3 separate regions of the Mus musculus genome follow, and all the other regions are linked to region 3. The links are chromatin loops, found by intact Hi-C in ENCODE. Cell type or tissue: gastrocnemius. All regions are shown on one strand.

Region 1 (8,000 bases), 180 kb after region 3:
CTGTCATGAAGGACATCAGAGAAGCCCCACCAGTCACTGAAGACAGTGGGAAGCAGCCAGAAGATTTCTGGCTGACAGACTGAGGGTCCCTGTGACAAGTGTTCCCTGTGACCTCATGTGCGAGAACATGAGGTATCAGTTCATCCATATAAATATGCACACACACACACACATATACATACACACACACATATACACACACATACACACACACATATATACACACATACACACATATACATACACACATACAAAACACACACACATGCACACACATATACACACACATACACACACATATACACACACATGCACACATATACACACACATGCACACATATACACACACACACATACACACAATACACACACACATACACACACATACACACATGCACACACACACATACACACACACACACACAAGAGATGGAAGCCCAACCTATATTTGATGACTGGCAAAGGCAAATTAATAGGTCTTGAGGGATGGCTCTATGGGTGAAAGAGTTTTTGCCACCGTGAGGACTGACTATGGAGCACCCCTGTAAAATCTGGGCGTGGCTACACGCATCTGGAATCCTACAGCTTTAGACGCAGACACAGGAGGATCACTAGACACCAGGGTCACTGAGTGACCTTGTCGCAATGGTGTATAGATGTGTAGTGGACGCCCGAGAGCCTCCTATGGCATCTCTATGCACGCCTTGAGCACACACACCTGAACACACATGGGGTAAATACATACACACATGTATTAAGCCACCTGCCCACATAAGAAACTATGGTATGAGGCACAACATGGAGGTCACATGTATGCAAAAAATAGAGAGAGAAAAGTAAAAAAAAAAAAAAAGACAGAGAGGAAAAACTAGTCAATATTTCAAAGGTATTATATGAAGTCATTTCCATAGTAGTGTGGATCTATAGGCGAGATCTAGCAGGACAAAACAGTCAGGAAGGCTGTAGTACGATATGACAAGAAGACTAGGGAGAATTATTCATCCTTTCCAAGAAGACTGGGAGCATCTCTTTATTGCTTAAACTGTGGGAAAGGACAGCGTGAGCCGGAGAGGGGATTGCTTCTGCGGGGTGCTGTTCTTGGAGGGAAGGAGCCTTGTGAGCATTCTCACAGGGCACATGACTGCCAGGCCCCTCCAGATCACCTCCTCCAAATACACATTGTTTTCTCAACCCTCCCTCTTATCTGCCTGCCCATGTTCTTTGTATCTTATAAATAGTATGTCTGTAATTACTGATATCTGTCTTCTGTTGGAAGGATTAGGGTGTGCTGGGGTAGCTGGCTACAATCCCTCTTAGCCAATGGGGCAGGCCTCACCAATCTCTATCCGAGGCTGGTGTCCTGATTCATCGGCCCTTGGCCTCTCTTTGAAATCCCTCTGGGAAGGTTTTGCCTGGTACCCTAATGCCAGTGGAATGCACTCACAGAGGACCTGTCAGGATCTCCGACAGATGAGGGATGGTTTAAACTCTTTTTGTGTGGATAAAAGTAGGCATTGCCTACTTTTCGGAGGAAGGCAATGGAAGTCTAATGGATCTGTGATCACAGAGTCTCCTAGTGTGCGTCCAATGGCCTACAGAAGAACAGGCCTGGAAGCCAGGAGACAAATGGTCTGCACAGAGGCTATGGTTAGGGCTTTCATTTGACCAGATAGCAGCAGCTACGATTTTCCACTGACAGAAGGCTGAGGTGAATGCTGCAGGCAAACAGGACCACCTGGTCCAATTCAAAGTGGTGGCAAGTCAAAACTAAAATTGACCTGGCCCAAGCAAAACAATTGCCCAGCCACAGGATGGTGTGTGTGAGTGACAGCAAACAGGTAAGGAGCTAGGGAGGAGAGACGTCCATATAACATTCAAATGAATGAGTGAGCCACCAGGGGCATCCACACAAACACAGCATTAAAAAGGAGCCCTGGAGCACACTGCCCTTTTAGGGGGACAAGTCACTGGAAGAGGTGATTTTCAGGGAGTCATTGTCAGGTCAGATAAAGAACATCTTAGCAGCCAGCCCTGTGTGAGGATCAAATGGACTCCTTTGGATGCGAGGGGTGTGGAGTGGTGGGTTCCCTGTCACATGGTGTAAATAAACAATCCTTGCATCAGGGGGCAATTCTTCAGCACCTGGCCTGTTGATGTCACCACTGTGACCAGCAGCAGCTCAAGGAAGACTGAGAGGCACCCACCAAACAAGCCTGACCCACAAGCTCAGTGTGAGGAACCTGGAAAGATACTTGGTGTCCCAGAATGTCCCTTCTGTGTCTGGATACCATATTCTAGGACATCTTGGCTGAAGGCACAGGTTCCTATAGAATCTTTTTTGGTGTTGAAACAAGTTACCCTACCTCAGTAGGTTCAAGCAAAACACAATTCGATCCTCCAAGTTTGATCTTTGCCACTGCTGAAGTTGGCCTGCTTGGAGAGCTGGCTTCTTTTGGGGGTTATGAGGAGACAAACTTCCTCATCATTTGGACATCTACTGTGTTCCTTGATTTGTGGTCCCTTCCTTCAGCATGAAATTCTTTGCTGTCACCAGCACACGCCCTTTTCTCCCCTCTGTGGTCATCCCTCTGCCTTGTCCCTTTGAGGACATGGTGTTATGATCAGAACATGAGATGCCCTCAGAGCCTCATGCTTGCTCCTTCATTTGTGGCTTTATTTAAAGGCCATGCTGGCAAAGCAGGCACCAGGATCTTGCTTTTGAAGGAGACACCTGTCCCTGGTTCTGCTGGACATCTTTGTGTTCTGCTCTCTGACATGCCCTCTCAAACCTGCTGAGATAGGGTAACTTGTTTCAACACCAAAGAAGGCTCCATAGGAATCTTCAGCTGGAATGTCCTAGAATATGGTATCCAGACACAGATGGGACATTCTGGGTCTTCAAGCATCTTTCCAGGTTTCTAACACCGAGGTCATGGATCAGGCTTGTATGGTGGGTGCCTCTCAGTTTTCCTTGAGCTGCTGGGAACAGAGGTGACATCAACAGGCCAGCCACTGCCTCCTGTTCCTGTCACCAAGGGTGGAACCTGCTCACCATGCCATCCTCACTTTGAAACTGTGAGCCAGAGATACCCCACCCCTAACCCCATGACCACCTTAGGTTGTTTCTGTCAGGGATCTCTGTCACAATGACACAGGAAAAGTAGCCGAGATGCTCACTGTGGCCACATTGATAACCCAGGCCTGTCTTTCCTTAAGACTCTTATTTTGGAATGGGGAAGATGGCTTAGTCAGTAAGGACCTTGCCTTACAAGCATGAGTTTGAGTCTAAGAAACAAGTGAAAAAAAGGCTCCTGTGGTATGCACTTGTGATTCAGTTGCTCAGGTGGAGTGGGGCAGGGGTCAGAGACAGGAGGATTCCTGAGGCTTGCTGGCCCCTAGCCTTGTCTAATCAGAACCATCAAAGAAAATCAGAGAAACAGTGTAGGAGGCTGGGCATGATGGTGCATACCTTTATTCCTAGAGCCTAGAGGCAGCAACTAGTGAGTCTCTAAGCTTAAGGCCAGTCTGGTGTATATAGGGCGTTCCAGGCCAGCCAGGGCTATGTGGTGAAAACAAAACCAAACACAAACAACAAAAATCAACCAAAAAATTTCACAAAAACCAACCAAACAAACAAAAAACAAAAACAAACCCATAAAACCTAAACAAATAATAAAGCAAAATACCAAAACAAGTAACTCAAAACAACAAAACAAAATAGACATGCTTGACGAACGACAACTGAGGCTGTCTCCTGGCTACACACACACATACACACATTCTCTCTCTCTCTCTCTCTCTCTCTCTCTCTCACACACACACACACACACACACACACACACACACACACACACACGTCAGGATAAGAGGCATTCCACACATGCTCTGGGGATCCGATGTGGACACCTTTTTCTTGTAGGAATGGGGCAGCATGCAGCTTAGCTCAGAGTACGAGAGAAGACTGAAGATGGTGGTTGGCAGCTCCTCTACACTGGTGGTAGAGAAGATGGACCTGTGAAGACAAATAAGGCAGAGTTTGGGGATGTATGCTGTCAGGGTAACCAGCAACCAAGGAGAAGAGAAGCCAGGGTAGATAAAGGTCAGGTGTGGCCTGTCTGTGTCTGAGACTGTGCCTGGCAGTCAGTATGGGTTCCATAAGCACTAGTTATGTGAAGAAGCAAATGCGTATGCATGGGGTGCAAGGTGGGGTGCTGCTGCTTCCTATAGGCTGTCCCGCAGCCTCCCAGCCTTGCTCTCTCAAGCCCCCTAGGAGAGCCAACCCAGGAGAGCTGCATCAGACAGCTCTGATTCATCTTAGGGTCACAGTGCCACCTTCAGGGAGTACGACATGCATAGGTTGCACTGACCTTGGGGGAGGCAAAGGTGCCCGGGCCTCAACACACAGAAGTAAGCCCGGACAGGTGCCAGGCTTTCGGTTCCGTTCCACTCTCATCTCTACAATCTGGGGGACAAAAGGACCCACAAGTCAACTCTGTATGGTTCAGGACCTGGCTTCCTTTTCTAGGCTTTCCAGCTCTCAAGGATGGGTCAAAAATGTCCCTGCTCTCCAGCTGCTGCCCAGTTCTCACAGCTGATTAGAGGGCAGATGGGAAACTCACATGCTGAGCTATTTTCTGAACTGTCTTCCCTGTCAGTCTGTCCAGGAGGCAGTCTAACTTTCCCCGACTATGTGTGTCCCAGGGTCGAGGGAACCCTTCATACTTAATTATATTCACTTGCAAAATAGATGTCTACTGAGGTATAAAGCACTCCTAGAGTTGATGCTGGGGCAAGCTGGACCAATGACGGCACTGTCTCCCTTCTGAAACTTCCAGGGCCTTAATCCTGTACACACTGGTGGATGGTGCTGGGCCCAGAGAGCTTTACATTCCTTGGCCTGGTTGGACACACGTCAGTCTCCCATTAAGAGCTTTGGTTGTGGCGTTCTTAGAAAGTTATTTGTTTTTCGGAGTTGGCGAGTTAGCACACAATGAACTGTCTCCTAAGAAGAGGAGACGGACCCCAGGCTGCAGGCTGCTTCAATCAATCATTCATTCATTCACTTATCCATCACCAGGGGGTGTCCGCTGTGAGCCAGACACTGTGGATTTAAAGATGAAAAGAGTTTGGCCCCTGTCAGCTCCCAAGGAAGGCTCAGGCTGACCACTGAGTGGGTGACAGGCGTACAAACAGCCTCCCGTGGCCCTTGGGAGACGTGGGCTGAATAAGACAGGGGGACAGGACAATCATAGACTAGGAGAGTCCAGGGTGCCTGGCCAAGGAGGAGAATTCTGTGCTGGTTGAATGAAGTGTTGGGCCTGGGGGAGGGGTTGGCGAGCTGAATACACCTCTGGCCTGAGAAGCTATCCAGATATCATGCAGGGCAGAGAAAGGAGGCAGGAACAATGGGGGAAGAGGATGAAGAGTCATTGCATCTTTTTTCTCTTGAAAGAAACAGGGTGGTGGTAAAAACATGTAAGTTAAATAACAGCTTGGTCATCTGGTGACAGGGACAGGTGCCTTTGGGAGATGAGAAACTGCAGACAAGGAGATAGGGGGAGGATGGTTCAATGGTTGGCCAAGATAACACGAGGCAGAGTTTGCCATGGCTCAGTAGAAGGGACAGAGAGAGCCTTATCCTGAGACCTGCTTGAGAGCCAGGGAAGGCAGAAAGCCATTAATGCCCAGGCAGTGGGGCTACCTCTTGACTTCTTTCAGAAAAGTGACAGCCACTGTCCCAGGAGCACTGGTGGAGGAATGGAGTCAGAGGGAAACTTGAGGGTGCAAATCTCACTTGCAGAGGATGGGCATTCTGGGGGGGGGGGCATGGCTGGGGGTGGGGTGGGGGACGCATGGAAAATCTGTGAGGGAAACCCAGACCTCAAGCCTATGTTCATCCTCCAGACTACACAACCCCATGGGGCCTCTGTATAGTCCCTGGTTGGAGCACAGATGAGACTAAGAGAGGCAGTAGGTGGCAGGCCACACCTGGAAGGGCGAGCTGCCAACAATAGACAGAGAGAGCTTGAAGGAGGATCAGCAGATCTGCAAGCTATGTCAGCTGCCCAGTGAGTACAGCGGTTGATGCCTGGTTTAAACCTGATGCTTTCTTAGCCACCGAGATGGTGAGAGTCAGCACTGACACTTGCTGGGTGGGAGCCAAGGGGTGTCTGGAGGAGGAAGCAAGTTGCACCTTAGGAGTGAAAGAAACAACATCCATCACTTAGGATGCCCTGGAGGTAGGCTCTGTGGCCAGCTAGCTCTGAGTTCTTCCATCTACACAGCAGGCAGGAAGACAGGAAGCTGATTGCACACTGCATGCTGGGACACTAACTTTATTCCTAGTGGTTTGGGAGGCTGCAAATATGGGGGATGATGATGTGCCTGGCTGGATGTACTGGGATCTTACACTGTAACAACAGATCCTATCAAGGTGTGAGAATACGTGGATTCCTTCCTTCTGGCTCTTCAGACCACCATGGAGCAAGGGCCTGCAGGCCCAGCCTGGATGAGAAGGTTGGGAACAGGCCAGGCGTGGTCAAACAGATAGGCAGTGGAATCAAGGGAATGAGACTGGATAAAACTAAATAGGACTGGATGGAACTGGATGGGACTGGATGGAGAGGTCTGTTGCCTAGGGTAACCTGAAGGAAATTGGCTCACTATAGACTCCCAAATGATATCCACCCAGTATGAATTAATGAGGACAAGGGCCTTGGATGGGAGCGTCCAAGAGAAGGTTTTGGTAATTTTGCTGGGATAGCATAGGCGGGTTTTGTGCCTGAGAGGCAGTTAAGTTTTAAACTATGAGCTCCTATCACATCCTAAGGACAGTCTGGCATGGGTACCTTCACAGTCGGTCACTGTAGATACTCAGAGGAGGCCACCAACTAGGTCCCAGTTGTCTGATCTTCTTATCTGTCTTCTAGGAACCACCCATCCCTGTAGCTTGGTGTTTATCTGCTAGGGGAGGGCTGCAGGCTTGAGGGTTTAGAAGTCCTGTGCAGAAAGTCTCGGGATGGTGGGGTTGTATGCAGGGAACAGGTGCCTGTTGGTGCCTCGTTTCTGAAGTCGAACCCTAACAGTGGACATCTCTGCAGGACACATGTCCATGGAATAGCATGTTCTTCCTCTCCATCCAGAAAGCATTCCATTTCCAGAATGCTTTGGCCAATCCTGGTATTGGGGTGAGGACAGAATGTAGGGTGTGGAGACCAACTTCAGTGCTGGGTATCCTGAGTGTGAGCTGCATTTCTTGTGGGTGTGACAGTTTAGTTTCAATGCACTGACGGAGTTTTCAGAATCCAGACTTGAGAAAGCCCCAGGCCTGGACTTCAGAGAGCTCTGAGGCCTACAGAGGGGGCCTCTGGCATGAGGCTTGTTAATCCACCAGAAGAGGGGGCCCATAGTGGAAGTGTTTGGGTAAGGACACAAGGTCAAAGACAAGCTTTCTAATTAACTTATGTGGGACTTATTAAGAACTAACTTATTAAAAAAAAACCTTTTTGTGGGGGAGTCCCACATGGGCAGTAGGTTGCAGAAATGATCATATTTTCATTTTTATGCTCAGAAAAGAGCAAGAGAGAGAGAGAGAGAGAGAGAGAGAGAGAGAGAGAGAGAGAGAGAGAGAGAGAGAGAGATCCTGAGTGGCGTACACACACTCCAGTAAGCTGGATAAAGTTTGATCAGCACAAAGGCCCCCTAGGGCATGATGGAACACTCTAGGCTGTGCCCTACCAAAGCTCTGTGGCTGGTGAACTGGGTCAGTGTGTCACAGAGAGAGGGCCCAGCCACAAGGGCCAGAGGGCAACATACTTCTCCATTAGCAAGAAACGAGGGGAGTCCAGGCTGCCTGGGCTCCTGGTTTACTTGTTGGCTGTTTCTTGGTTCTGTTGCCTACTAACTTGGTCCTGACAGCAGCTCCCTAGCCTTTCAAGTACAGGGAGCCCTATTATCAGGGGGCTGCGTTTCCCCAATGTTTGTTTCTCTCTTCAATATTT
Region 2 (8,000 bases), 530 kb after region 3:
CCGCCTTTGTCTGCCTTGTTTTTGCAAATCCAGAATTAGTCATCAGTTTTTCCATGGCCGAGCTCTGCCTGGTCAGAGACTTTGTGATGAGTGCCACCTTGTGGTGCCTTTTGTATTTCCCAGGAGCAGGAAGTAATGGTCTGAGGCTGCTAGTAAAACCCATTACCAGACTCCAGCTCTGCAGCCTCTCCTATCCTGGCCTCTCACATCTGCATGCTCATGATATAAACCCACCGTACTCTGCCATTCCCAGCTTAGGGGCCAGACCCATCCCAGAGCCACCCAATTCCCAAGCAAAGCTGTTATGAGTTTACAGACAGCATCTCAAACTGTACCCTGAAGTAAACCTCTTTTTTGTGATAATGTGCCCGCCTCCAGTATTTTGTTCTAGCATCAGAAAGCAAACAAAAGCAGAAGAGGAAAGCCCCGTGCCTCTTGATTAAAGTGCCTCCAGGAAATCCCACAAGACTATGCAAAAGGTAAGCAGGGCTGGTTGCCCTTCCTCATCATCTAAGTCACACAGTGAATCCCTATCCTCCAGGGCAACCCACAGAAAAGGATGCTTCAGACAATTTCATAGAATGCTCCGGGTATTTAATGGGAAAGCCCAAGGGAGCTCACAAGAAGGTTGAAGGTTTGAGGTTTGAGCTAGAGGCACCATCCAACCTCCTGCTTGCAGGTGGACACTAGTTTCATCTACCCCCTACTTATCTCTCCTGTCCTGTCAAGCTCCTATTGAGAACAACCCATTGTGATCTTCCTACTAAAAGCTCTAAGTCACAGGCTAGGGGCAGCATGTGCTGGAGCACAGGACAGAGGACACTTGGAGCACTAGTTGGCTTCCCCTGTCTGTATCTCTCTAAGTATCCTTTATTCCTCTGTCCATAAACTCACAGTAACAGCTTTGCTAAGGAATTAAACTGGGTCGCATGGTCCATGGAACTGCATGTTTTCCATAAGTCCTTCCATCCCTCCAACCTCCAGCGCTCTGGGAGCCCATTCTGGGAGTGTTTGTGGTTGCAGCAATGACAGGAGGGTGTTGTTGATTCTCACATTCCAGGATTTTACCTGGAAAGTGTCAAGGCAACTTTTAAAATGTTTTCAAATGAAAACCGGGGTGGAAGTTAAGGACAGAGAGAATCTGATTCGTCACATGGTTGTGGGGAACTTGGAGTGTATCTTGGAGCCCCTTCCCTGGCTCCTACACACAGGAAAAGCACCTTCCTACTTTCCTTTCTGGTTTGATCAAGGTATGGGCTCACATAGTCCTGCCTGGCCTTGAACTCACTAAGGAGCTGAGGACGAACTAGTGCCCAGGATCCTTCTGCCTTTCCTTTTCCTGTGTCACACACACCCAGCTTAAACAGACACCCTTTTGAAGAAATGTGGAGAAAATGTCATATTTCAGTTTTACCTTTTTACCTTTTTTTTTTCTTCCACAAATGGAGCAGAGTTTCTGCTCTTCTGTGCCTAGTGTGTGCTTTGAGGGTCTGTCTGTCCAGGCCTTTGTCTATGTTCCTAGTGGGTTTTAGGTCTTTTCACCTCCATTTTTCCTATCAAACTGTGTGTGTTCCCATTCTTTAATCTGTTTCCTGTTTTTCTTCTCTTTGGTTAAGAAGGACCCTGGTTCTCTTTGTCAAAGTGGCAGTGGCTGGGGAGGCAGCTTCGTAGTTAAGAGCACTGACTGCTCTTGTAGGGGTCCCAGGTCCGATTTGCAAATGCCACATGGTAGTTCACAATGATACATCTGTGACTCCCGGTTCAGAGGATCTGATGTCCTCTTCTGTCCTCTATGGCCACTGCATACATGTGGTGTACACACAGACATGCAGGCGAGACACTCACACACATAACAAATAAAATACGTTTCAACAGTCAGGGCTGTAGTAGCATGGGCTTACATCCGTGACCTCAGCTCTATCCCCATGATCTACATGTCTGTTTTTATTTTGTGTCAGCCAGCACCAAGGCGCTTTTATCACTATAGCTCTGTAGCATAGCTAAGCTCAGGAATAGCAATACCCTCCACAGCCTTCTTTGTGTTCAGGTTGCTTTGGTTGCCTTGATCTTTTGTGCTTCCTTATACAATTTTAGGTTTTTTCCCCCTATGTCTGTGAAGAAAGGAGCTGGAAACTCGATTGGGATTGCACTGGATCCGTAGGCTGCATTTGGCAGGATGGTCCCTGCCAGCAAGATCCGTTCCTTCCATTCAAGTGCATGCCAGGCCTTCCCATGTGGCTCCCTCAACTTCTCTCTCCAGTTCAGTGTAGACTCCTTTCATTCCCCTGGCTAGCTGTGTGCCCAGACACTTTATCCTATTTTAATTTGTGAATGGGATTATTTCAGTGTGTTTATCACTGGTCCATGGGACACCTAGTGATTTGTGTGTGTGTGTGTGTGTGTGTGTGTGTGTGTGTGTGTGTGTGTGTGTGTGTATTTTTGTAACTTGCCACTTTGCTGGGAAGTACTTATCAGCTCTGTGCATTTCTGGGTGGAGTCTTTTGTGCTTAGACTCTTGCCTGCTCACTTTGCTCTGCAGAGCGCTCTCTGCTGGACAGTTTTGTGAAGTGTTAACACAGGGTGGGGGGAGCTTGGCTTGGGAATCATCCTGACAGTTTTACTGCACTAGGCCTTTCTGGACTTTCCCTAGCTGTTTCCCTGGGACCCCTTTCTGGACAAGGGTTGGTAGCCCATGTGAAGGAAATTTTATGCAGAGCCCAGTTGCCGAGTCCACAGTGTGACCAGGCCTGTGTGGTTATACCAGAGCTCTACCCTAGTTCCCACCTTCTAGAGAAGGACTCCTGGCTGGCTCGGCTGCCTCCTTCTGAAGCCCAGTAGATGATTCAGATCCCTATGTTTTTATTTTTGTCCTCCCTCATTTCTTACAAACACACACGTGCGCGCTCACACTCACACACACACGGCATGCACGCACACACACACAGGACAGTTAGTGTCACCCACTCCACATTTAGGAATTATTGAAACACGAATGAAATCAGCTCTGTCTCTGACACACATCGCAACCATGTTTCACCAACTTATCTTGAAACCGGCCACAGTTCAGATGGTGCACAGTTCTGGCTTTGTGAGTCTAACCTTATCAGCCTTTCCTTTCCTGATGTCTGGATTTGGGCTCACAATGGAATGTGGCTCTTGTAGAAGTGCTGGGTGCAGTTTTCCCCTAGTATCTGCACACCTCCAGTTCTCCCACTGGCTGGGGTGTTGCTGCGTGTGCTGTGAGCCGTTTAACAGCCCAGTGCTGTTTCTTGGAGGTCACTGCTTCATCATTTGAAATGTCACTTCCACTACATTCTGACTCTCCATAGGGACCCGGGTCCATTCTGGACTCTTTAATCTGTTCAGTGATCTCTCTAGTCAGGTAAATATATATGTTTGCAGCTAGGCATCATGGCCCATGCCTGCAGTCCTAGCACTCCGGAAGCAGAAGGGTTGCTATGTGTTCAAGGCCAGCCTGGACTATATAGTAAGTTCTAGGCCAGCCTGGGCTACCATGTAAAATGACTGCCCCCAACCCCCATCCTCAATCTCAAAACAAAAACAAAAAACACAACAAAAATGAAAACAAAAACACAAACAAAACAAAAATAAAAGAAACAAAAAAGAAAGAAAAACGAATTCTCCAAGCATCCATTATGAAATAGTAAGACTCAGAGAGGCTTCACAGAGCAGTTCACTATGCCTCACCTCTATCTCACCCAGCTGGAGACACTGAGTTCTCCTACTTGCTGGAACTCATTCATGTGACAGTTCCACCGACAGCAACACTGCTGACTTGGACTAACGGATGCAGAGACAGCACAAGATGTTGAGAGCCTTAGACTCACAAGATCATGCTGGCAATAAACAGCCTGAAGGCACTTTGGGTGACTTGGGTCCTGGTAGTTCTACCTTTGTGAATACAAGAAGGACCAGAATCTTAGAGGTCAGAGTCAGGATGAATAGAACTCTATGCCCAGGCTTCATTCTTCTGGACACTCCTGACTTTGTCCCCACTACAAATCAGAGAGGCAGTGAGCCAGGAACTGCTGCGCTTGCCACCTCCCTTTTGTGGAGAGGAGACCTTGTCTGTCTTGCTGGGGTGAAAGATGGCCAGCCTGGAAAGAGCCCAGTATCCCCATTTACTCCCAGATGGGATCATCAGCCTTAAACTGTAAGCTCCTTGCGACAGAAACTGGCCTCTGATCACTAGGAAGTGGCCTCCCCAACTCCGAGACCGAGGCACCCTCAAGGTGAGGTTTCCTAAGCTCCGTCCCCTTCCCTCTTGCCTGGGAATTCCATTTGCTCCCTGGTGCCCACACTTAGCCTTCCACCCAGTGTGCACTGCATTTGAGCCATCAGAATTGGGGTGGACAGAGAGGGAACCTGAAACAGACAAAAGTCCGTGTCTGTCGAAAGCGGTGTTCCAATTTTCTATTTGAAAAGTAACTGCGAGGAATGGACTATCCTGAGCTGAGAAAAAACAAAAACCAAAACAAGTCAAACCCAACCAAAACAAACAAAACCTAGAGACTAGGAAACAGTCCTACACTAAGTTAAAGTCGGCAGTGGTAGCAGAGCGCCCTCTGCTGGGCAGCCTGGGATCAACCTGAGGTACCCAAGCTTGGTTTCTGCTTGGCTGTTCCCCTCTCTCTGCTTTAGAGGAGATAAACCTGCAAATGACTCCTGGAGAATTGTGTTCTTTCCAAAATAGTTAATATGATATATGACCTACGTCTCATTATCAGAGGTTTAAAAGATTTGGCTTAAGTCCTGTGTGAATAAGGATGTGGACTTGTGACCTCAAAGCCCTCAAGGCAGCCATCCAGGGCGTGTTAGCTGTTAGTTCTAGAGGTGAGATGAGTAAGGGACTTTCCTCCACTCAAGTGGTCACACCAGGATTCCCAGGTCTGAGCTCTCAAGTGTACTGGTGTCAAGTGCCTGGGAAAAAAGTTCTCCTGACCATGTAGTAAACTTAAGTTTTATTTCTAGAAATCTGACTTTTGAGTTTTGTAATGGCTTCTGTACTGTAGCTTCTTATTCCAGTTTGTTTCTAGAAAAGTTTAGCTTATCCCTTTGGGAGAGTTTATTGATTGCATACTATTTGTAAGAAGCTGGGCTGGACGCTGAGGAAGCAGAGAGTTGACAGGAGGCTCCCACTCCACAGACGGTGACTGGTGGCTGTAATGGAAGGCTTCAGCGAGACACTCAGAGCCAACTCATTTCTATCTGCTGCCACAGATCTAGCTTGAGAATCTGTGTGACACAGTAAGGCTCGGGCATGAAGTGTGCTGGAAGGGGACTGGGGTGGAGCAAGAAGAAAGCAGGAGAGAAACGGGCACAGAAGAGGACTTTCACAGGGCACAAACAAACTCGACTCACCTCCGGAAATTCTTTCAGAAGACTGAGACCCTGACCCAGTACTCAGAGTGTGACAACTCAAGAAATCTGTGGACAAAAGTCTGGTGACAACTTTCACTCTGGCATAGAGATGGCGGCAGGTTATACTGCAATACCAACCCTATTCTTTGATAGGAGTTAGCACACATTCTCTGAGAAAATGTGTGCTAACAGGAGAAAAGCTCTGAATTGATTCCCTAGCTACTCAGAAAAGGAGGATAGGATTCATTAGTGATGTCAGCTGTGGCTGGTGTCTGAGGAAGGGGCAGGGTCCAGTCTGAACTTGCCTTCATTGGTCCCAAGACAACTGCATGTGTGCCACCTCCCTCCCCTTCTAAAAACTAGGACTCGAGGAAATGCAGAGGGAGAAGATTCCACAGCAATAGCTATGCTGCCAGAGCCCTCGGCTATAAGAATGGATAGGCATCCTGGGTGCTTCTGTAGGCTTGGATGAATGAAGACAGGCATCTGCATAAAACCATGGAGAAGCCAGGCAAGACAGAGAATATGCCCCACAGGCAGACATGGGCATCCTGGAGGTTGGCACATGTAAAGTAGGGAGCAAGGACTACTGGAGCCAACAGGGAGACTGGACCCTGCCCCTTCCTCAGACACCAGCCACAGCTGACATCACTAATGAATCCCATCCTCCTTTCCTGAGTAGCTAGGGAATCAATTCAGAGCTTTCCTCCACAGAGAATGTGTGCTAACTCCTATCAAAGAATAGGGTTGGTATTACATCAGCCCAGGCTCCCTGTCCAGCCCCCAGAAGACACCAGTGACAACAACAGCTCTAGCCAGGCACGACTCCAGGGTAGAAGAACACAGCATGTCAAATCCTCTTCACTGGGACCTAGAGAGTGGACTCTGCACATCCTTTTGTGAAGTGTCCTCTAAATCAGAATTTCGATGGTGCTAAAAACCTTATTACATCCTGCTGGTGCAAGCCAAAGGCTAACAGGCATGCATCTAGAGAGGGCAGGAAGAGAAAAGGCAAGGCTCTATTGTCAAGGACCAAATAAGAGGACATCTGGCCAGCAAGTCAGCAAGATTTACCAAGTACATGTTTGTTAAGAGCTCACAGCAAACAAGTTTACAGAATTAAAATCAACTAGAAACAGAAATTGCAATGAATCAACCATCTTCCCAGATTCTGTTAGCAAACAGCCAGGAAGTCTTTAGCCTTGTCCTTGGATAGATTCCCGTACTATCATTGGGATTGGCACCTTTAAACAGACTGGGTATTCTTCTTTTCTCAACTAGATGCCCGTGATGGCTTGAATAGGTATTCACTTATGAGTTTGAATGCTTGGCCCACAGGGAGTGGCACCTACTAGGAGACATGGCCTTGTTGGAGGAAGAGTGTCACTGTTGGTGCCACAAGCTGGACTCAGTTGGTCCCTCAACCCAGGGGAGAAATCAGGGTCCCAGTACTCAGATGGGCAAGGAGTCAGCGAGTGACAAACAGACACAAACACAAGAGAGTGTTGGATCTGAATGTAATTTCTCAAAGCAAGCATCAGACTTACAGAAGAAAACAAGGAAATTAGGTGATACATCAGCCAAGGTACAAGGTACAAGGTCTGATGCATAATGACACAAAACAGAGAAGTGCATGTATAAAGACTGGCAGGAACCAGGCAGTGGTTACAGCTGAGATAAAAGTGGTTCTATCTAAAGTCAGCTATTCTAGGAGCCAGGTGAGGATTTTTCATGCTAGTCACAATTCTAGTTTATTGTATAACCCACCACCAGGGGTCCCTTGGTAAGCGCCTAACTATGCTATTCCTCTGAGCCTTGTGAAAACTTGTACCAGGGGGTTCCGCTCTTGCTAATCTTTTCATGAATAATGCAATACTGTAGTTCCTCCTTAAACCACAATCCACCTCCTTCCTAGACCATTGTAAATTCCTGCATATGTGAGTGACTCGGCTATCATTTTAAGTATCCATAGGGAACCTCCATTTATCAGAGGAACTCACCAATTTTCTTCTAATATGTAATGTAGTCTGCCATATCTGACTGTAATGAGAATTCTAAGTTTACTTTGTAGAACTTGCCCTGAGATTTCTACTCTTATCCAGTAAGCTGCAATGCCTGATTTCTTTTTCTATCTCTCTTTCAACACTGTAGGCATTTTGTCTGAATAAGTCAAATCATTCCTTGGGGGCATCTATAATAAAACAATACTGAAGGAAAGCACACAAGACCCTCCACAGACTATCACAGGGACAAATCTAAAACACATCTGTTACGGGATTCCAAGGCCTCCAGGAGACCAGTTTCCATGAAACTTTTTGCCTCAGGACTGTGGCCAAGCTTTTGAACTTGTCACACAGACTCCACTGGAGTGGGTGTGGCATGTTGGGGTACTCAAGCTATGCCAAATGTGTTCTGCTGCCTTTGGATCAAGATATAGAATTCTCCCCAGCTTCTCTTCTCTAGCATCATGTCTGCCTGCATGCCACCATGTTTCCCGCCATGACAATAATGGACTATACCTCTGAACTGTAAGCCAGCCCCAATTACATGCTTCCTTTCATAAGAGTTGCCGTGGTCATGGCATCTCTTCACGGCAATAAGACCTAAACTAAGACAAT
Region 3 (8,000 bases):
AAGGTTTTTTAGGGTGGTCGCAAAGGGGCCAGAGGCTGGAGCCATGTGATGGAATTTGTTTATATGTTAGAAGCCATGGATACCCTGAGAAGACTTCAAGATTCTATCTGTGTTAAGGTCAGTGTGTGAGGACTGCCGTAGTTGGCACTAAGCTCAGACTTGGGCCACCTTGGCTCTGGGGGCAGTGGGAATGGCTGAAGGACACTGGGAAGGACAAGGTGGGAGGGGAATAGAGGCTTCTAAAGAGAGCAGGCAAGACAGAAGCGGTGCATGCCTGGGAAGGCTGGAATGGACTCAGGGGCATAGAGTTGGCCATACATACAAGAAGTAGATATGGAATGACCAAGAGGACAGTAAGCTTAGAGGGGACCCGATGAAGGAGGAAATGATGAGGTCAGCATGGGCCACTGTGAGCTTGAGGGTACCCGACATCAGAAAAGACCAATGGTCCAGGAGGGAGATTATCCAAGAATGGTGTGGAAGGATCTGCAAGAGGAGAGAAGGGTTGGATAGACTATGGCTGGGACAGAGCTCAAGGACCATTCCAGGAAACCAATGATGAAGGAAAATGGGGTCTGGGAGGGCAAGCCATCCTGGATGCAGGTGCAAGATGGAACACTTGGCTGTTGGCTACGATGGCCAGGAAGCTGAGCAGCTAGGATGTCACTGGTGGCCTTGGCAGGAGTGCAGGGGACAAGACAGGCTGCTGAAGCATGCTGGGACAGAGTCTAGAAGACAAAGAGGATCTTTCAGGCAGATGTGCAAATAGTGAATTGGGGAGGAGAGTACAGACACATCTAGGCAGCTTAGCTTGTGAGAAGAACTCAGAGATGGCGTGGGATGAGGAGAGAAAGCTAGGAAAGGCAACCTTGGAGGGAGACATAGAGAACCACCACTGTGGGACAGGGGGTGACATGGTGAGGGATGAGGACTTAGACAGACTCCCTGGTAGGCGACAGGCAGAGAGAGAGGCTATGACTAGGTAATAAAGTGGCAAACTTCCAAGATGGCTGACTTTTTCCTCACCCTCCTGACTTGAGGCAGAAGCCTGTTGGTCTAAAACAAAGGCCTTGTAGGCTTTTGTCTTGAAAGGAAATAAAACTGTAATTCATGTAATGTATGTCAAATAGCCCAAAGAGTTGTTTGTGAGCTTTGAAACCTGGGGCTGAGAGCATAGCAGAACAGACCAGGACATGCCCGGGCAGGCCCATCGCCTCCCTAGCTCCCACCCCTCTGACCTAAGTTAAATGTTACAGGCTGCTGATGCTTAAATGGACCAATCATGTGAAACTGCGCCAATTCCTTCCCCAGCCCCACTCCTTTTCTATAAAAACCCCTAGCTTCCAAGCCTCGTGGTCGAATCCACTGTCTCCTGTGTGAGAAACATTTCGACCCGGAGCTCCGCCATTAAAATACCTCTTGTTGTTACATCAAGGTGTTGTGTTCTATTCGTGATTCTTGGGTGCACGCCGAATCGGGAGCTGAGTGGGGGTTTCCCCACTGAGTTCTTTCAGTCTCCCACCAGCAGCCCCCCTTCCTGATGGTCTGGCTCAACAAATTCAAGGCAGGATCAGGACACATCACACAATAGTTCCAGCCAAGCAACCACCATATCTGCCTTCAAACTGACCAACCTCCAAGTGGGGGAGGAAAACTCTGAGGCTCTAGACGCTCCAGGCCTTGAGAGGAGACTGGAGTTTTTCCTTCCCTTCTGAGCCCGACCCTCTGCTTCACAGAGTGCATTTTCCTCTGTGTGCCTGCTGCCTGCGTGTGGTTCCTCACCCACCCTGACTGTGGAGCTTCAGTTTTCTCTGCTGCTGCCTGTTGCTCTTCAGATTTTTTCCTGCCTTTTATTTCCTTGACTGGCAGAGAAAACAAACCCAGTCAGGACCCCTAGACTGTGACATTAGTGGGGCTCCTCTTGGATTTCTCTTAAGACTGTATCAACTGGACACAGTAGAGCAGCTGGGCAGACATGCTTGCTAAGGAGAAGGTCTCTGACTGCAGCACTCACCAGTGCAGTCTAAGAGCACAGAGCCCCTGACTGTCCATCTCACATCTGTCTTCAGGCAGTCCCTGTCATTACAAACGCCTTCACATCAGACACAGAGATGGGAAGGTTCCGGGGCTCTGTGAGCATTGCTATGTGGACTGTCTTGAAGGCTGCCCACCTCCCAAGCCCCAGATAGAAGACGTACTTCTCTAGCATCATGATAGCATGAGGGACCATATCATTCATTGGCTCTAACCTTATTTTGAACCCATTTTGAATGAAGTTTCTGACCTTCCCTAGGTCTACGAGTGCTTAGATGAGCATTTGGGGAACATGATTGATATCCCCTTAGATAACTTCTGGAGGGACAGGGCTTTGTAGAAGCCATACCATGGGTTGTGTGGCTTTAAGGTTGCAGCCTCCTGGAGGCCACATCTGTTAACATCCCCCCACCCCTGGTGAATAGGTAGGGACCATCACAAGGGGACTAAAGCATGCACACCCTGGGTCATTAATTTGTCACCTGTTAAAAGCGTAACACACATTTTCTTTTTTTCTTATACTCTTTCAAAGCTTTGTCACAAAACAGCAGCTTAGGCTACAAGGCCACAATGGTCACTCTGTGATAAGTTTGCTATCAGCATTGCTGTAGATAATACTTCTGGCTTGGGGATTACGATAAATAATGGTCAACTAGGTCACCTTGCAACATTTGAAAGCTGCTGTGGTGGATGAATAAGAATGGCCCCTTGAGTCCTTAGTCATTAGGGAGTGGCACTATTTGAGAAGGATTAGAAGGGCTAGGAGGCGTGGCCTTGTGGGAGAGTGTGTGTCACTGGGGCTGGGCTTTGAGGTTTCAAAAGGCCATGCCAGGCCCAGTTCTACAAAGTTCTTTTCAACTTTCTCTTGTGGCACTTGTTGGCATTCAATCTCATGCTAGTGTTTAGTCTTGGATGGAGTTTATTACCCACTTTGGGCTGTGTTGCCAAGTAACCTGACTCTGGGAAGAAGCAGGTCCAGCTGCTACTGGCTTCACGGTGTTCATGGTCACTGCGTGGATCCCATCAGTTTAAAAATGCGGGTTGTTTACAAGATCCTGCAGATGTCAGATGGAGGCTGAAAAGGCACAAAATACTAGACTGTATTTTTATATCCTATATGTGCCCTTCACTGTTTAACTGGGGTCAGAGCTGCAAACAGGCCATTTGATCATTTAAAAAGCATTTTGCCGAATGAGTGTGTGTGGCTCCAGCTTGGTAAGCCGAGGCAATAGCTTAGAAAGCAGATGTTGGGGTTTACTGCTATTTTCCTAAAGTTCTCCATATCCAGGGAAGAACCCTAAAACATCCAGGGCTCATGTCTGTAACTTACATGATGTAAGCATGTTCTGACGGCAAAGCCAGTATGTTCTGAGATCTGATGCCTGGAGAATAATCCAGGGTGAATGTGGCCAGTTGCCTGCTGGAACGGGCATGTTCCTTCCAACACAATCTTGCATTATTCTACCAACTTAATCACTGATCAGTAAGCCATTATAGGGCCAGGACATTTGTGCAAGGTGACTCTGACCTCAGTGGCCCAGGAGTTCCGTGATGAAGTTGAATGTCTGCTAACCCACCAAGTGCAAGGCCAAGCTGTTTCCATTCTGAGAGAAAAGCTTTTAAAGCCATCACGCTTCATACCAAACTGTGGCCAGGTACAACAAACGGAGCAATCAGGTGACTCAGCTCAGCATGGTTCCTTTGGCTTGAGTTGAGGATGTCCAAATGGCTGGAACAGCAGGGTCTCACCTATGCTATTTGCATGTCTTAAGAACCCAACATTCACTGTTACTGGAGGCTCTACCTGTCCCTCAACCTTCTAGAATCTTTGCCTGTCTATCTGTCTCTCCCTTGGTGGCTGTTTAACAACAGTAAGTACTTGGGTCTGCTAGTCCATACTCCTTTTGCGTATGTAAGAATTAACAAGAGAGAGAGAGAGAGAGAGAGAGAGAGAGAGAGAGAGAGAGAGAGAGAGAGAGAGAGAGAGAGAGAGAGAAAGAGAGAGAAGAGAAGAGAGAGAGGAGAGAGAGAGGTTTGACAATTTGCTATGAAAAATGGTCTCTTTTGCTCTTTTAATTTTCACTTAGCTATGGAGAAGCTTCATTTAAATTATGCAGATAGTTTGAGGTCATGGCCAATTAAATGTAACTGAACCTCTAAAGTCTAAAGTCGTGTGGGATAGTTCACTCTGTGGCCAGCAGAGGGCTCTTCGGTCCTATCAAATATCAAATGTCTCTGTCAATTACTGACCAAGCCTGATCTTCGTCAAAACAAGGAGGCCTCTATTACTGAGTCCTGTGAGTCCTCTGAGCACACTGCGCAATGGTCACCGCAGGCATCAGACCTCAGAACATACTGGCTTGCCGTCAGAACACGCTTACATCATGTAAGTTACAGACATGAGCCCTGGATGTTTTAGGGTTCTTCCCTGGATATGGAGAACTTTAGGAAAATAGCAGTAAACCCCAACATCTGCTTTCTAAGCTATTGCCTCGGTTTACCAAGCTGGAACCACACACACTCATTCCTTCACGTGTTTGCTCTTTATTCCATGAATACGGGCAGATATCTGCTTTTGGCAGGAAGGAGGGACCTTTGACAGTGGGACCCCTCCCTGCCAGCAGGTATGTAGTATCCTTGGTCTGTATGTGAGGTGTTGTCATATTGGAGAGGAATGGAAGGGTTCAGGCTACTGGGGGGAGTTCACATTCTAAATTTACCCTACTAAATAGGGGTCCATTTGAGCAGTATGTGAGGGTGTTCTCTTCTGTACACATTTCTATTGTTAATTGCTATCTTTTTGTGCTACATTGTATACAGTCAAGGAAGTGATTTCAGGTTCTAGCAAGAGACTACCTTTGTTTTGAAACTAATAACCAACAAAAGAGTAGAAGTATCCTAAAACTGGAAGCCTGACTGATGAAATAGAGGTAAACAGGCAGGGCAGAGGAGGAAGAGAAGGAGCAGGGATGCGGGGACTCATGGCACAGCTGCTCACTCTGGTGGGCACCGTGTTGTGGGCAGGCAGTGCTAATAGGAACTGGACAGAATGGTGCTGTTACATAAAGGGAAAGGGTTCAGATGCAGGGGCATTGTGTCACATGTGGTGACTTTGTGCTGAAAGTCCTGCTCCTCCCAGTCCACACTCTTCTACGTAAGGGCTGAAGGGCTCGCTCCAGGCTTCAGCAATGCTGGGGCAACTTGGGAAGAACAGGATATATATGGGACGAAGACTCAGGCACAAGTGACTCCCCGGGGCAGGGTTAACCAAATCAATACTTCATCTTCCCTCTGAATGTGTCCAGGGTGGAGAAGCATCCTTCCATCCAAGCCTGGCCACAGGTCACCTCCTCCCCTCCACACACACCCTCATTTACAACACCAGCAGCTCTGATTCTGTACTTGGGGACTTAATGTCCACAGTGTGTTCCCCTCACACCCTGCTGGCAATGCCTGTGCCCACAGTCTGACGCTCTCTTCTCTTTTGGAACTCTTTGGAGGGCTGTTATAACTGGTGCCACCATGGAGAAATGGGTCCCCCTTTTCCACCCTCTTCAACCCCCTTCTCCCCAGAGCCAGACACAGCTATACCTACCACATGGCTTTGTGGCCAAGGGACCTTATCATCCTTCTGTGGTCTTTTCCTTTTTCCAAGCTACTATGGCCTCAGTTTGGGGTGGACTTTCCCTCATGGTTCTGTCTGGGCTCCTTTTCTGATGTTCTCCCCTTTGACTCTGTCCCCTCCAGGACTAAGTTCTGAAGGCTCAGATAGTAGAAGACAAGCATGACCTTGTAATGTTGATGGCACGGCATTGTGGGTTCTGGACCATGGCACATGCGCACTGTGGGATGCTGGTGGTGGAGGCGGTATGTGGTGGAGATGAGTCCAGTACACTCTCCACACACCCTGCTTAAACCTGCCATTGACTTAAGACTGCTAGAAGCCAAGCTACATGCACAGGAAAAGGTTTGGGGATCCACCTGTACCCTACCCCTCAATCTGAAACTGCCTTCAACACACTGGAAGGTGACCCTGGCCTTCAGACAGACTCTCTGTCAGGACTTATGCTCAGAGTCCAGGCCCCTTGATTTTCATGCCCGATGCTGTACCATCTGTACATGATGCCCTGTTTCTGGTCCCCCTTTCCCTCTTCCCAATTCTCCTTATTCCTCAACCCCACACTGTGTATGCCTGTGTGGGTGTGCGTGCTCATGTGTGCATGCACACATGTATGTACATGTGCACGTGGTGCCAGAGATCAACCTTAGATATCATTCCCTGAATCCATCCTCTTTGTCTTTATGAGTCGTGACTTTTCCCTGGGCTCTGGGGCTTGCTGATGAGGCTAGGCTGGGCAGACCAGCGGGCAACAGGGATCCTTCTGACCACACCTTCCCGGTGCTGGGATGACCACAGCTGGCTCTCTGTGTGGATACAGGGGATGGATCTGAAGCTCCCATAATGCTTAGCAAGCACTTTACTGACAGAGCCATCTTTGCAGTTGCCCCCTTCCTTTCTTTATTTAGTCAGCTCATTTGAGATCATGTGTGGCCCACGTCACATATATGTCACATTCTTCACAGATCTAGGTTAGTCACACCACCGCACATATCAGCAGTATCTTGAAGTTATTTGTCAGAGTCCTCATCCCCAGGAGCTATGGAGCAGAGCTGTCTGGCTCCCCTTGGGACTGTAGCACGAGCTCTGGAGAGGAGCATATATGGGCAGAGTCCTCTCCTGGAGAAGAGACTGGGCCTAAGAGCTTTGGGCATCCTGTGCTCACTGGCTGCAGGCTAGCATGTCTGCATGACCTAGATGTGACCTCCTGGCTGAGCAGCCATCTTAGCCCTCTTCCCCTAGGACCTCACTCTTGTGCTGGCCCTCAGCTGCGTCACTGTGCAGGAGGAGGAAGAAAAGAGCTACGGGCCATCAGGGAAGAGCCAGCATCTCCCGGAGTCTAGGTGCAGGCTGGCGGGTTCTGTTGTTTATTCACCTCCAGCAAATCCTACAGAAGTCTGCCTTGCTGAGCCATGGCCTGGGTCCTAGGTTCTATAGTTAGCTACATCCTCAGGCTTCCTGCCCTTGACTTGCCTAAGCAGGCTCCTAATCCTGCCTTCCTCTGGTTAATTAAATGCAGATAGCTGCTCTGTCAGTCATGCTGGGGTAGGGAGTGGGGGAATGGGGAGGCAGTGGCCTCTCGGAGCATCTTTAATTGAATGACTCCCACTCCTGAGACTTCTGGGTCTTTCATTAATCAGCTACATACACAACAAAGGTGAAACCTAATGAGGTATGTGTCAGGCACCCAACACCAAGAGGTCTAGGCAGATGATGTGCTGTTCTACATTTTAATGGCCTGACATCTAGCATCTCCTGTCCACATGGTGTCCGGTTGTGATAATTCTGGTAAGTGCAGCAATCGCTTATCTATGATCAAGATGAGGGCTCTCACTTTCTAACAAGCTGAACAAAACGACCAGGTCACTGGCTGTGCCAAGAGTCACACCAGGAGCCGTGTAAGGAATGAAGAGACCCAGGCACACTCTGTGTGTTCATAACTCAGGCTATGAAACATGGAGGATGGTGCCAGACTTTGGGCATCTCAGGGCAGCACTATGACCCAGTTGTTCCCTCACTTCATGCCTGTGTCCATAGGCTGTTGTGAGATGTGAATAGGTTGGTTTCATTTCTGTTGTTGTGATAAAATATCTGGACTAAAAGCAACAGTAAAGTGGGGTGTTGGGGCTCATTGTCTTGTTTTTCAAAGACAGAGTTTCTCTGTGTAGCCCTGGCTGTCCTGGAACTCATTCTGTAGACCAGGCTGGCTTCAAATTCACGAAGATCTGCCTGTCTGTGCCTCCCAGGGATTAAAGGTATGTGTTACCACTGCAAGGTGGGGTGTTGGGGTTTAACCCAGTGGTACAGTGCTTACATAGCAAGCAAAAGGCTCTGGGTTTGGACCGCA

The links. Hi-C counts contacts between places; a loop is a spot of excess contacts. Peaks named below come from ENCODE experiments on the same cell type or tissue, not always from the same donor. Only the 100,000 strongest peaks of a DNase experiment are listed, where the experiment ranks them.
Region 1: it touches region 3 in a loop (2.7-fold over the local background); 12 of 42 quality-filtered maps call a loop at or near these places.
Region 2: it touches region 3 in a loop (7-fold over the local background); 41 of 42 quality-filtered maps call a loop at or near these places.

Annotation. Positions count from the first base shown.
Region 1 is chr1:90,241,403-90,249,402 of GRCm38, forward strand. Gm34930 (a long non-coding RNA gene) reads left to right here and starts at 5,863. Exons shown (of 6, transcript XR_878384.1): 1 at 5,863-6,125. In gastrocnemius, a CTCF peak has its summit at 4,339 (motif pointing left); no DNase peak of the experiment used is centred here.
Region 2 is chr1:90,588,456-90,596,455 of GRCm38, forward strand. No RefSeq gene overlaps it. Among named protein-coding and RNA genes, the nearest start is that of Gm35192, 9.6 kb to the left of the region's middle. In gastrocnemius, CTCF peaks have their summits at 105 (motif pointing left), 2,560 (motif pointing left) and 4,600 (motif pointing left); DNase peaks (open chromatin) are centred at 101, 2,557, 4,082 and 4,582; H3K4me3 peaks cover 285 bases; H3K27ac peaks cover 1,466 bases.
Region 3 is chr1:90,056,522-90,064,521 of GRCm38, forward strand. All of the region lies in intron 15 of Iqca (IQ motif containing with AAA domain), which reads right to left. Among named protein-coding and RNA genes, the nearest start is that of Asb18, 46 kb to the left of the region's middle. In gastrocnemius, a CTCF peak has its summit at 4,230 (motif pointing right); a DNase peak (open chromatin) is centred at 4,252.